3 separate regions of the Homo sapiens genome follow, and regions 1 and 3 are each linked to region 2. The links are chromatin contacts, found by Hi-C or POLR2A ChIA-PET in ENCODE. All regions are on one chromosome and are shown on one strand. The core of a region is the stretch at or near the end of the contact, and the rest is flanking DNA. Distances in the headings are between cores, read along the strand shown. Region 1 holds the start of FOXN3-AS3 (FOXN3 antisense RNA 3). Region 2 has its middle 130 kb from the start of FOXN3-AS2. Region 3 overlaps FOXN3 (forkhead box N3).

The links. Hi-C counts contacts between places; a loop is a spot of excess contacts on that map. ChIA-PET counts read pairs that join two places held with the same protein, here RNA polymerase II (POLR2A). Pooled maps may share reads with other maps.
Region 1: a pooled map shows a loop between it and region 2 (3-fold over the local background). The contact joins the promoter of FOXN3-AS3 here to the enhancer-like site in region 2. A Hi-C loop is called at or near these places in 1 of 168 maps with a recorded cell type or tissue (B cell) and 8 of 50 pooled maps. POLR2A ChIA-PET finds 5 or more read pairs at or near these places in 1 of 52 experiments (Panc1).
Region 3: a map of sigmoid colon shows a loop between it and region 2 (4-fold over the local background). The contact joins two enhancer-like sites. A Hi-C loop is called at or near these places in 1 of 168 maps with a recorded cell type or tissue (sigmoid colon) and 11 of 50 pooled maps. POLR2A ChIA-PET finds 5 or more read pairs at or near these places in 3 of 52 experiments (GM12878, WTC11 and activated CD4-positive, alpha-beta T cell).

Annotation. Positions count from the first base shown.
Region 1 is chr14:89,347,960-89,352,092 of GRCh38, forward strand. FOXN3-AS3 (FOXN3 antisense RNA 3) reads left to right here and starts at 2,328. Exons shown (of 2, transcript NR_188029.1): 1 at 2,328-2,534. FOXN3 (forkhead box N3) reads right to left here. Exons shown (of 6, transcript NM_005197.4): 3 at 2,713-2,849. RefSeq lists a silencer at 3,457-3,506.
Region 2 is chr14:89,699,575-89,703,741 of GRCh38, forward strand. No RefSeq gene overlaps it. Among named protein-coding and RNA genes, the nearest start is that of FOXN3-AS2, 130 kb to the left of the region's middle. RefSeq lists a silencer at 2,091-2,150. Within about 2 kb of position 2,362, at least 26 of the 41 ENCODE cell types and tissues checked have a DNase peak (open chromatin) inside an H3K27ac peak, as active enhancers do; they include Panc1 and sigmoid colon, where a contact is called at or near this core.
Region 3 is chr14:89,302,026-89,305,799 of GRCh38, forward strand. All of the region lies in intron 3 of FOXN3 (forkhead box N3), which reads right to left. Among named protein-coding and RNA genes, the nearest start is that of FOXN3-AS3, 46 kb to the right of the region's middle. RefSeq lists enhancers at 1,691-1,760, 1,791-1,850, 1,951-2,150, 3,064-3,333. Within about 2 kb of position 2,051, at least 31 of the 41 ENCODE cell types and tissues checked have a DNase peak (open chromatin) inside an H3K27ac peak, as active enhancers do; they include sigmoid colon, where a contact is called at or near this core.

The DNA of each region.
Region 1 (4,133 bases), core at 1,078-3,577, 350 kb before region 2:
AGCAAAAAAGGAAAACAGAGGCACGGGTCTACACATCTCAATATTTAGCATGGTATTTGGATGTGAGCAAGGTCTGGGCAGTGCTCTCAAATGTCTCGCTTTTCCCGCAGCATTTCCAGCCACCTGCAGCTCAGTTCAGAGTGACATTTGCCAAGCACACCTGCAAGTCCTAGCAATAACCGCCCATCTAGTATAATCACCATCTTCTTCAGGATGCTAAGTACCAGCCCCATGAAAGCCAAGCACTTCCCAGGTACCCCTCACAGCGATCCAGCAAGGGGCTGACGGGTGATTCCCCGCATCACAGTGGACCCAGCCAGATCACGTCAATTCGGCATTTTGGGGTCCCTGTTTAATGACTCGGTGTTTCACTTCCATCTTCTCTAGGTCATGTCAACAAGTGGCCTGATGGCTTAGAATTGAACCAAATGCCACATCACTGTTAAGACACAGAAATATTGTACAATTACCCAGTGTTCAGTGGCTTCAGTGCAATTTCACACACTAGAGGATCCTGAAGCAAACTCTCAGCTTTCAGATGAAGGGATGACAGTCCCCAGGAAAGAGAAAGTGACTTGTTCTCATGGACTTAAGGCATGGAAGAGGCAGACTAGAATCTCATCTGTCATCTCCCTCCACCGCCAGTGACCTCTGTGGAGGTGAAATCTAAGCACCGCATGGGCAGAAGCAGAAACTGGTTTTTTTTCCCCCCTCAGTCAACTGGGGATAAAGGCTGGAGGTGACGGAGTGGGGTCTGAAATATTCCTTCGGAAATGATTTTCATTACAAAAGCTCTGGTTCATCTGCATTTTTATGTCTATATTAAAAATCAAATGAAGTCATTAAGCTAAGGCCAGCTCAGAATGCCTCTCGCCTGAATATGCATTCCTGTTCCAACCCCCAGAGCTCCTCTATAATCCTTCGAATTATTAAATAATTACTGTGTTTCCCTCGGGGTCACATTTGGCAACAAAATACTGGTCTAAAGGAACCAATGACATGACCCAGTGAGTAACACTCATGTTCTTAACTTCCTAGAAGCAAAGGGAGATGAAATACTTCTGAGGTGCAGAGTGGAAAACCCAGAGAAGGGTATTCCATGCAGCTTGGAGAGTCGGGGGGTGGGGGTAGAATGACAAAGAAACATGAGAATCTGGGAAATATTTCAATAATTAGTGTCACGTCCTCCTTCACCAACCTTGTACATCGGCAATTCTCCACTCCAATCCTGGTTCTCTTCCATTTGGGGAGTGGCTATGGCCACAAGGAGAAAACCAAGCATATGGCTCTGTCCTTCTGGACATGTCTACTATGTTGGCTGGGCTGCTTTGGAAAATCCCACTTTCTCTCCTACAGCTATATGACCTCAAGTTGTCATTTCGAATAAAGTATGCTTCCACTGATTTTTATGAACACAGACAAAAGCTGCTACAACCTTCCCCCCCACACACCAAACCTTTCAAATCAACTGTAGTTGCTATGTAAGGTTATTTGTTTCTAAGGCAACAGTGTATATCTAAGTACTAATGGCCTGTCCTTTTGCCAGGCAACAAACAGCCTTGTGATGCAACTGCACCTGTCTCGGCTACGCGTTACTATGGAGACGCTCCAGTTGCTATGGGTACCATCACGCTAATCGCCTAGCAAAGGCAGACATACAGCAGTCTTCTCAGAGAGCCCAGCTGTTCCTCCCTGTCTCTTGCTGAAGACTGATTGTCTAGGGCCTGTGATGGAATGCTTCTCAACTGAGATGCAGAAGAACTTCATTAATGCTATTTCAGAAGATCACTTTGTGCTCCCTCCTGCAGAACAAACAGCAGACTAGGAAAAGAATCTGCAAAGAAGTGGACTGTAAAATTCCTGAAGTCTATGACATCATGCCATCCCTAATTAACCTCAACTTGCAGTCCAAGGATAATTCCTCTTAACTAGGTGGTTACGATAGAAACATTTCTATACATTTTTAAATATTTTTTTGTAGAACTGAGGAATGCACTTCAAATTCAAGTACTATGTATTCATAAAAATTGATCTTAAAAATTTGGTTCTGATTATTTGGCTCTCTTTTGGAATCTAACATTAAGACACTTTTTAAAAAAGTGACAGGCTACTTACCCTCCCTTCCAATGATATATTTGTAAAAATGGTACCCATGACCTTACTGTCTCAAACAAATGGGCATGTGAGGAGGATAAAATGTCTCTATTGTTTCTACTGTTCTCCTTGAAGAAGCAAAGACCAAGTAACCACAACAAAATGGTCACCTGGGAGCACCGTCTACATGGAGACTGCGAAAGACAACAGTGGGGACAACTGAGTGAGCCTCCACTGAATGTCTGCAGAGACCGGCCAGATGAGGGGATGATGGAGTTGCCTGCTTGACTCGTTCCTGTACTTTTATCCCAACAAAACATGACACACACCGAGATGTGAAAGCTGTCGACTTTTCTTTGTAAATGTTTCTACCCAGGAAGACATGATTTCACCCACCATGAAGCCTTCTGGAAGCACATTCCTCTGACGCTGCAGCAGCGGTAAGGTTTGTAGGAAATACAACAGTGGATATGCCTCCTAATAATACTTAATTTCTTTCTCATTTACCTGCAGTTATTTTTAAAATCTCGTACGGCCTATTAAATTAATTTCCGCGCAGGTCTCTGCCAAAATAATGCCATTTCAGTAGACCAAAAAAAAGAAGTCTGAATTGCTTACCTTTGATATGCCTGAGGACAGGTGGGAGGTGTATTGAACACGTGTGGGTGTGGGTGATAAGGTGTCTTTTTCAAAGCCTGAATTAGATTTTGTCTATACTCTGGGTCTATGCACCACAACGACCCTTTCCCAATACTCTGCAAAGAAAATTAAAATACAAAGGCATTAATAGAGAATTATTAAGTACTTTGCAATAAGTAGATGTATAGCTATTATCACTTCTTTATTTTTAAAAGCTTCTCATTTGTTGACTGTTTGCCAGCCTTAAATATTATACTGACAGTAGAACTCCATAAAATGCACTTCAATCTTACTTGTATTATGTTTGATAGGCAAAATGAACATATTATTACCAGGTTATGGTGATACAACAATATTACAATTTTCATACCCAAACTACCAATAAAATGAGAATCTCATTGTTTTTCAGCGTCAACATTGAAGAACACGTGCATTCTCTTCTAAAAATGAATTTAACTGTGTCAGATTTCTAAAGTTTGGGGAAAAAAAAAAGAGGGCCGAGACACCCCCAAAAGTCCATCTCTGCTCCAGAAATTTAGTTATGTTTTAAAACCATATGACATCGGGATCATTTTATAAAAACAGAAAAGTAATCCCCTTGTTTCTTTCCAGCTTACTCACAAAAGAATGACATTTACTCTTGGAATAGAATTCTGTAATTACCTTCCCTAAGCAACAAAAGAACTCAGGCAGCAATGGTAAAGCCCAACTCAGAATCCACTATTTATTTTTTGGATTCCTCAGTTCCCAGCAATCGACTCCAGCCATTAAGAGTTGAATCTTTAGAAGTCAAACTTTAAAATGCAAATTTTCTAAAACCGTTCTGTGGAGAGAGGGAGGCTTCCTGTGAGGCCCACTTCCTGTGAAGCGTTTGGTCTATGGACAGCCTATTTTTAAAAATGTAAGTCCTTCCTTTGAGGCCCCCCGGAACTGGCAGCAGGCCGACGGGCAATCGTTCCTCTGGCCGCACACTTTCAAGTGACCGAATGTACCCAAACTGTTTGATAAGGTCATTTGTAAATATTTACTGATTTGCAGAGAAAAGAAGTTAAATTACATAAACCCGTGCCCACCTCCTGCTTTCAGCCAACAGTAAGATTGATGTTGTCCTCCAACATTTAGAAAGCAAACAAGAAGCTGTTTAACTAACATGGGGGAAGGGGACAATCCAAGAAAATCCCACTGAAGGAGCTGTAAAAACAAGTTACTCCTAAAATCTTTTTAAAAGTTTAAAAAAATCTGTGTTTCATCATCAGTTCACCCGAGTAGTTTCCTTACAAACATTATTCACAGAGCCCATTAAAATACTTTATTATCAACAACATCAGCAAGCCGTGCAACTGGAATTAACTCTTTCTGGTGCAATGAGAATAGGAGAATTGCTCAAAACCACAGCCAGG
Region 2 (4,167 bases), core at 1,112-3,611:
ATGGACCCTTACCAATATTCTGTGGCCAAGTTGTTCTGGGCTCAGTCTGATAATAACCTCTGTGGAAAGAACTTTAGGATAATGAATGAATAATCAGAGGGGCTATGAAAGTTTCCAAATAAAAATTCATGTATGCAAATGCCCTTATTTTATTGTAAAATTCACTTTTATTTTTGTTGCTATTATAACATTAAACAATTTTTTTTCAGACAGGGTCTTGCTCTGTTGCCCAGGTTGAAGTCTAGTGGGACAATCACAGCTCACTACAGCCTCAACTTCCTGGGCTCAACTGATTCTCCCACCTCAGCCTCCCAAGTAGCTGGGACTACAGGCATATGCCACCATACCCGGCTAATTTTTGTATTTTTTGTAGAGACGGGGTTTCACCATGTTGTCTAGGCTGCTCTCGAACCCCTTGGCTCAAGCAGTCTGCCTGCGTCAGCCTCCCAAAACGCTGAGATTACAGGTATGAGCCATTGGGCCCATACATTTGGTACATTTTAACTACCAAATGTACAGCAAATTAATTTAATGATTTGCCCTTTGCACACAAAGTCATTAGGTATACACAGTTTCATCGTTTTTTTCCCTCCATAGTGCTAAACATAAAACTATTCTGTTCAGACTTTTGGTTTAGCTTTCTGAATTTATCTTCTACCCTCCACCATGCAAATTAAAGGTTCTGTTTTGATACTGGGAAAAAATGATCTAAGATTAAGAGGACATTGTGTATATGTGTGTGTGTGTGTGTGTGTGTGTATAAATTAATTTTATATGATCACTTGTCCAAACACAATCACGTTTTCAAACTAAAAAGTGTGTCAAAGTGGTTTTAGAAGAAATTAAATAGTCTGGCAAGATGAAGAATAAAAAAGTTCCAAGTGAATGATCCTTTGGAGTGGAAAAAGGTTAGCTGTGAATATGCTTTTGAAATATACTACAGGGGATTCTCATCCCAAGATTATGGTCGTTCATGCCTCTAGGTTTAAGTGTTGCTCAATCAGCAAGGTGCTCAATTCACAGTGATTGCTGCGCATTTCCTTGTTGATCAAGAAAATGCAGAATCTCAGCGCAGACACATTTACCAGCACATTTACCATCAAAATGAATATAAGAAATAAGATTTTGATTTAAATTTTCCAGTTGCAGCAGATCGAGAAAAATATGTGCAGGAGAGGATTCCATTTGAAAAGCTCTGATTCAAATAAGTCCAAAGAGAATGCATCTCTATGTACCTAATGTTGCCTTCGAATTAGACAGTAAGCTTTTCTCGCTCAGAGCCCTTGTCAATTTGATTAAACTCACAAACATGTGACTGACTCCGCCTCTATTAAAAACACTCAAGCCAGAGAACGACTGAGAAGCGTGTGGCTTTGTCTTTGTGAGTGGGTCTTTTGGCCAAGCGATCATTACACTAGCTAAATGGGTGTACGGTTAAATTTAATACTCCACAACTGAATTCTCCAATCGCAGCTCACTGCAAAAAGTGATTTAGAATAATGCAAATTTGAGTCCAGAATCTAGAACACCCTTCCAGGCACGGAGGTTTTCCGTTTAAATGGCCCTCGGGAAATAACACTGATTTTCAAAGTCGTTTTAAAAGGCAGCTTTTGGCAGCTGCTATCTTTTGCATATTCTCTTTCCGAGATTAAAGAACCTTCAGGTGACAACACCTAGGGTAAAAGGATGGGACATCAGGCTGCAGACGTGCGTATGCGTGTGTGCACACGCGTGCAGTCTTGACTAGGTGTGGAAAAAAGGTCCGAAGAGATTCCAAAATCAAAAAAATTCCCTTGGCCTACTCCGGCCCCGAAGACCAACTCAGACCCCACCAGACAAACTGGAAAGTCTCCAAGCTCTCAGTCGCCCCAGTCGGCGGGGGAGTGAGTGGGGCCGACCGGCCTTGCGGCCCTGCCACCTTTCGGGGCGACTCGGTTTCTCCACTGACACCCCCGGGCGCGAGGTCTGGTCCATCCCGGAGTGGGAGCTAGGCAGGGACGCCACCTGGCAGCCCACTCTGGGCCCCTGGCCCGCGTTTCCCGCAGGCGCCGGCGGCGTCGGGCGCGGCCGCCGCGCTGCCATGGCAACGGCGGTCCGCCCCCCCCCCGCTTCCCGGCGCCGGCGCGCCAGCGGGGCGGGGCGGGGCGGGCGTTGCTAGGAAACCGGCGGCGGGCCGCCTCCGCGGCGCGGTCTCTCGGCTTCCACCCTTCACCTACTTCCCCTGCGGGGCCGGAGTGGGGGAGGGTCGGGGGAGGCCATCGGGAAGCCACGTGGTGGCCCGGGGCCTCGCGGCTCATTCTGCGTTGCGCCGTCCCTTCCAGGTCGAGTTGACGGCCTTTTCCCCCTTGGCGTACAAGTATTGAGTCCCGCGCCCTGGGAGGGAGACGGCGCTCAGCAAATTTAGATGAATGCAACGCTTCAACGTGGGCTCTCGACCTCTGGTCCCCCATCCCCTGCCGGCTCTATTAGGACAATGAAGTCCCCAAACTCCACTGGAGGGTTCTTCACCCACTCTTCTTCCCCTCCAAAGGAACCATCTCTTGAACTTCACGAAATCCAGGAGCAATGCTAAGCGTTTTGTATACATCACCTCATTTTCAATCCTGTGAGGTGGGAGCTGGGAACTTCATTTTAACAGGAATAAAATGTGGCCTACAGCTGGTTGGGGTGGAGCCAGGACTTGAAGTCCAGTTGTGCTTATTAACTTCAAGTGTCTGCCTTTTTATAATGCTCAAGTTCGTCCTCTCAGCTGCCTCTTGGCTAGCCCAGCATCCCCCTTTGCTGTCCAAACACCCACACCAGCCAGGACACACTGTCTGGAACATGGTCTGACAAGGGGATTAAAAACTTGAAATCAAGGTTGTCCAAAAAATCTGGGGCATACGGTTTATGTTGATGTATCATTGATAATTTACAGATGTCCCACTCTGTAATGTACTACCAGAATAACCACTTATGATCATCAAATTCTTAGGAAATGAAAATCCAAACCAAAGACAATTGACTCATGGTAGGTACTCCATTCTGGGCTTTAACATTTTTTTTTTTTTTTCTTGTAAACCATAGCTGTTCACTAAGTGTTTTTTTTTTTTTTTTTTTTTCTTTATTTCCTTGTCACTGACTTGAAGCTCGAGAGTGTATTTTCTACTAGGGAACTGTCTTGGGTTGCCAAGGATTTGCGTGCAAGCAATTTATTAAGGAAGAGCTTCCAGGAGAAACTAGAAAGGGAAGCAGAATAGGAAAGAAGCAGCCAAGCAAGGGAGCAATTTAAGGTGAAGTTCCAGCCCCAGCAAGATCCCCAGCTAGTTCTGGAGCATAAATTAGAATTTATCCCAACTTGAGGCAAGGGAGCTGGGGTTTTCATAACCCTGCACCAATTAGTCACTGGCTATAGTCTTTCCTGGAAAGGGTGGGGGGACAAAAATACCTAGCACTTCTGGTTCTGAGGTGAGTCTGGGTGAGTCTAGGCACTTAATTTAGACGCGTTAAGTGAGTCTAGGTGCTTAATACCTCTTCTGCAGTGAAGTGGCTCCTATAGATTAAGGGAAGGAAGTTCTCTGAAGGAAGGGGTATGAACCTTTAGGAGTAAACCACTTAGAAGCTGGGGCTAGGGGCAATGAACTGGAAAGGGGGATATGAAGGGATCTGGGCAGAGCACCAACAACACCCATGACAGTCCACCCCCTGCACCACTTAGATCCACATGTGCATTAGTTCGTTCTCAGGCTGCTATAAAGAAATACCTGAGGCTGCAAAATTTACAGAGAAAAGAGGTTTAATTGGCTCATGGCTCTGCAGGCTGTACAGGAAGTATGGTGGCCTCTGCTTAGCTTCTGGGGAGATCTCAAGAAACCTTCAATCATGGTGGGAAGTGAAAGAGAAGCAGGTACATCCTACATGGCCAGGGCAGGACCAAGGAAGAGAAGGGGAGATGCTACACACTTTTAAGCAACCAGATCTTGCCATAACTCACTCATGAGAACAGCACCAAAGGGGAAATCTATTCCCATAATCCAGTTACCTCCCACCAGGCCCCCACCTCCAACACTGGGGATTACAAATCCACATGGGATTTGGGTGTGGACACAAATCCAAACGATATCAACATGCTTCTCACGTCAGTTTCACTTCATCATGTCACAGCTTATTCAAAAAAGACAGACCATA
Region 3 (3,774 bases), core at 801-3,300, 400 kb before region 2:
CAGTCCCTCCCCACATAGTGTAGCTCAGGAAAACCCAAAACGAAATGGTTGGGAAGGCCAAGTGCGTTGGTTTTCTTCCACCATCACATGGGCTGGAGCCGAAGAAACTGATTCTTACACACCTAGTACCTAATACCCATTCGATGCTTCGAGAAAAACTATAGAAACATCTATTCCTCTCCTGGAAGTGAACTGAGGCAAATAATGTTGCTGAACTTCCATGATAGCATTAAATTCGAAGAGAACATAGTTTCAAAAGAGTAATGTCACTTCTTGGCCATAGTTATGTAACTATGAGGGTGTGTCCATCAAGCTTTACAAAATGTGGTAGCACACCATGCCTTCTCAGCACCTTTCTTTCTGGGTGTAAACAGTTACGTATGATTGTGAGGGTTTTGCTTTGTTTTACTTTGTTTTGTTCTGTGCTTCCCTCTTCTTTGAATTCCTATGGCGAATAAAGAGGACCACACAATTGAAGCTTTAAACATAACCCGAAAAACCTTAGCCTCCTGAAACCTTTGGAGGAAACTGACTCACACACATGGGCTGTGCTTCTTGGTGCTGGGTCATTGGGCTCACCTTTGCAAGTCCCCTGAGCACACACAGGCCACACACCGCTGCCAAGGCTCGTGCCTTCCTCTTCAATGCTACCTGGCCTGAAAGCTCCTGAAGGATGTGACTTATCCTCCAAAGCCACTTGCAGAGCCCAGTACCAATCGGGTCTGAGAAGGTATGCTACTTCTCTCCCTTTCATCTGCCCTTCTCTGTCCACCTCCACCCTCTTCAAAGGCTGCCCACCTCCGCCCTCTTCAAAGGCATTGTTCAAAGGAGTCACAGGCCACCAAGTTTTAGTACTGTGCTACAGCTTAGCCTTTCCAGGGAGGACACTTTATGTGTAGGGCATTCTTTGCCTGCACTAAACTGCTACCACTTCATATACACAGATTCAGGGACTTTTGCTAGCAATGACTCCACTTTAATTTGTGTATAATCCAGTCAATCGTGTGCTCAAAATGACTCCTGGCTCCCTGTGACCTGTGCCACTTCCAGGTTCTTTAGCACTAAACAATTGGCTCCACTTGCTCCAGCTTCTCCTGCCACCCCTTGTCTTTTAGTTTTTTTCGCTCTGACAATACCAAGTTGCTCATGGTCCCTTGGAGACACCAGAGCGCCTTTGACCTCTGTCATTGCTACTCAGTTGCCCCTGCTTGGAATGTCCCTCACTCCCTTGTTTTCTTTGCAAACTTTTATGCTGTCTTGAAAATACTGCTCCTCCTGTCTTCTTCCTGCCTCCCTCCATGCTGAGAGCAGATCCTATCTGTCTTATGCTGTCTCCTTTCCATGAAACACAGGGTATTATAAGTTAGTTATTTATGGAGCTAGACTGTGAGCTCTCTGAAGACACTGACGATCTGATTCAGCTCATGTCCCCAGGAGCTGGCATGGAGTAGGTGTTCAATAAACATCTGCTAAAAAAAAAAAACAAAAAAAAAACTAGCCCTATAAAGTATATAGGGCTGGTATTATGATCCTCATTTTGCAGCTAAGAACACTTAATTCAGAAAGGAAAAGTCACTTAATGAGGGTCGCATGGCTAGTAAGTGACTCATGCTCTCTTCATTGCCATGATGCTTACATAACTACCTCCCGTTTCCTGCTGTCTCTTGAGTTTGGTGATCTACAGAAAAGAAAAGGAAAACTGAAGAAACAATACAAACACTTCAAAAGTTTAATGGATGTTTCTGAGCATCTATACATCGCCTTCTTCTCAGAACAGACATTGAGGACAGTCCTATAATTCACTATTATCAGTGTATCTACTTTAACTTGGAGCCCAGGCAACCAAGCACTAAATTAACACTGCCCTGTCTCTGCAAAGGTGATGGGGGACAAGACGCCTTGTAACTTTGAAGAAGAGATTTACACACCCCTGTGTCTCCCATATAAATGGACTCAAGAGCTGCAGCAGTCCATAAATGATCCTTTCTTTCCACTGTTGATAGTTGAAGGCAGCCGTTTCCAGCTTCTTGCCGGTGATCACTCTGCTAAAAATAGCTTTGATGCTGTCACATGCAAACTTGAACAGAACCTGAAAGCAGTTCCCCTTTTAGTTCTGAGCTGGTTCAACTTTAAAAGAGAGGCAGCTGTGAACACACTCCAGCGTGTTTACATGATGCTGAAGTAGTTCAGCTCGTAGTAAAAATACCACTGAAAAGGGACAGGCTTGGGTTTGCAGCCTCTGCTGACGACATTTCTTCCTGCTGAGCTGGAGCCCGGGAAGGGGCGGGAAGGGGCGGTAAGGTTAGCAGGGAAAATCCAAAATGTCCAGTTTGAAGGGGAAAGTGGCTGTGAGCAGAACCGCGGTGAAGACAGGAGAGAGATGTTTGTTGAGATGTGAGATTTCTGACTATGGTGGAGGTGGGGGCAGGAGAGGCGGCAAAGATCATATAGAAAAGAGAACTTAGACAACAGGGGGTGCTTTTTAAAAATTCTGTTAAAAATATCTAAGGGCTGTTTTTTTAGAAATCAAGGAAACAAAGGATGAAATACATTCAACATCTTGGCCATTCATTTGATACCTTATGTTGGTTTGCTGGGCAAATGGATGATTCTGGATGTGTTCTGAAAACTGGGCCCAAAACTAAGGATAAAGCAGAGTATGGGCTTGGAAACCAGAGAAAACCTGGGCATTCAACCCGGCTGCTCCTCGTCTGGCCCCCATAAAACTTGGCTTAAGCACTGGTGTCTCCCAGACCTTCTGCACAGAGCTGGGAGTTAAGTGAGAAAATACACACCGAAGTGCCTGGTGGAGCGGGGGACCCTGACCCATAATAGACAACGTCCTTTAAAAACATATACCCAGAGGAGAGGAAGCTGACAGTGATCTGCGGACAAATCTGGAATACAGTGTAGTTTCTTAAAAAAAAAAAAAAAAAAAGTACCAACCAAATAAATAGTGTTTTTTCTTCCTTCTTAATTCTATGTGGCCAAAGCATGACTCACACTATATTTGCTTATGAAATGAGAATTCATTTTACGAAGTTGTCCTAGAAAACTTACGCTGAGCCCGGCTGATCTGGAGGGGACGAGAGGAAGGCCTGGCCAGCACCAGGACGGATCACACAGGCCGGGTGCTGGTGTCTGTACCCACTGAGGGCCACTAGGAGATGGGAACTGAGGTCATCGATGGTGAACTCGCGGCTCCTGCTTAAGAACCAGAATCCTGACTTCAGACGTTTATGCTGGAGCTTCACATATGTTTCAGAACCCATCGTTCAACAAAAACCTCAGATTCATCTTAAGAGCCCTTGAGAAAAGGACGCCTCTATGACATCACTGTCCTACCCGATGAGTTTCAGTACCATGAGCAGATGACATGTGACCCAAGTACGAAGTGAGCAGGTTCTCTAAACAAGCTATAAATTTGAGCAGCACACTGAGGTTATATTAGCATAGGAATTTATCACGTAAGTTATATGTTTGAACAACAGAACAGACTTAACATACTGCTGTATCTTTAACTATCATTTTTTGTTAACAAGACAAAAGAATTTACAGTTTCTGCCAACTGTTTTGTTGGCCCCTAATACCACGATTAGCTGTTGCCAGGCAACCATGAAGCATGCTTCCTCCCAAATCAGGAAGACCCACTGCTAAATCTAGACTAATTATAAAAGGAGACAAATATTTAAAAGCCTTATATTTATGAAGGATTTGGGAGGTGCCCTGATAAGAATGATTCTTATTAAACGGATCTAACTAAATACAATGCAT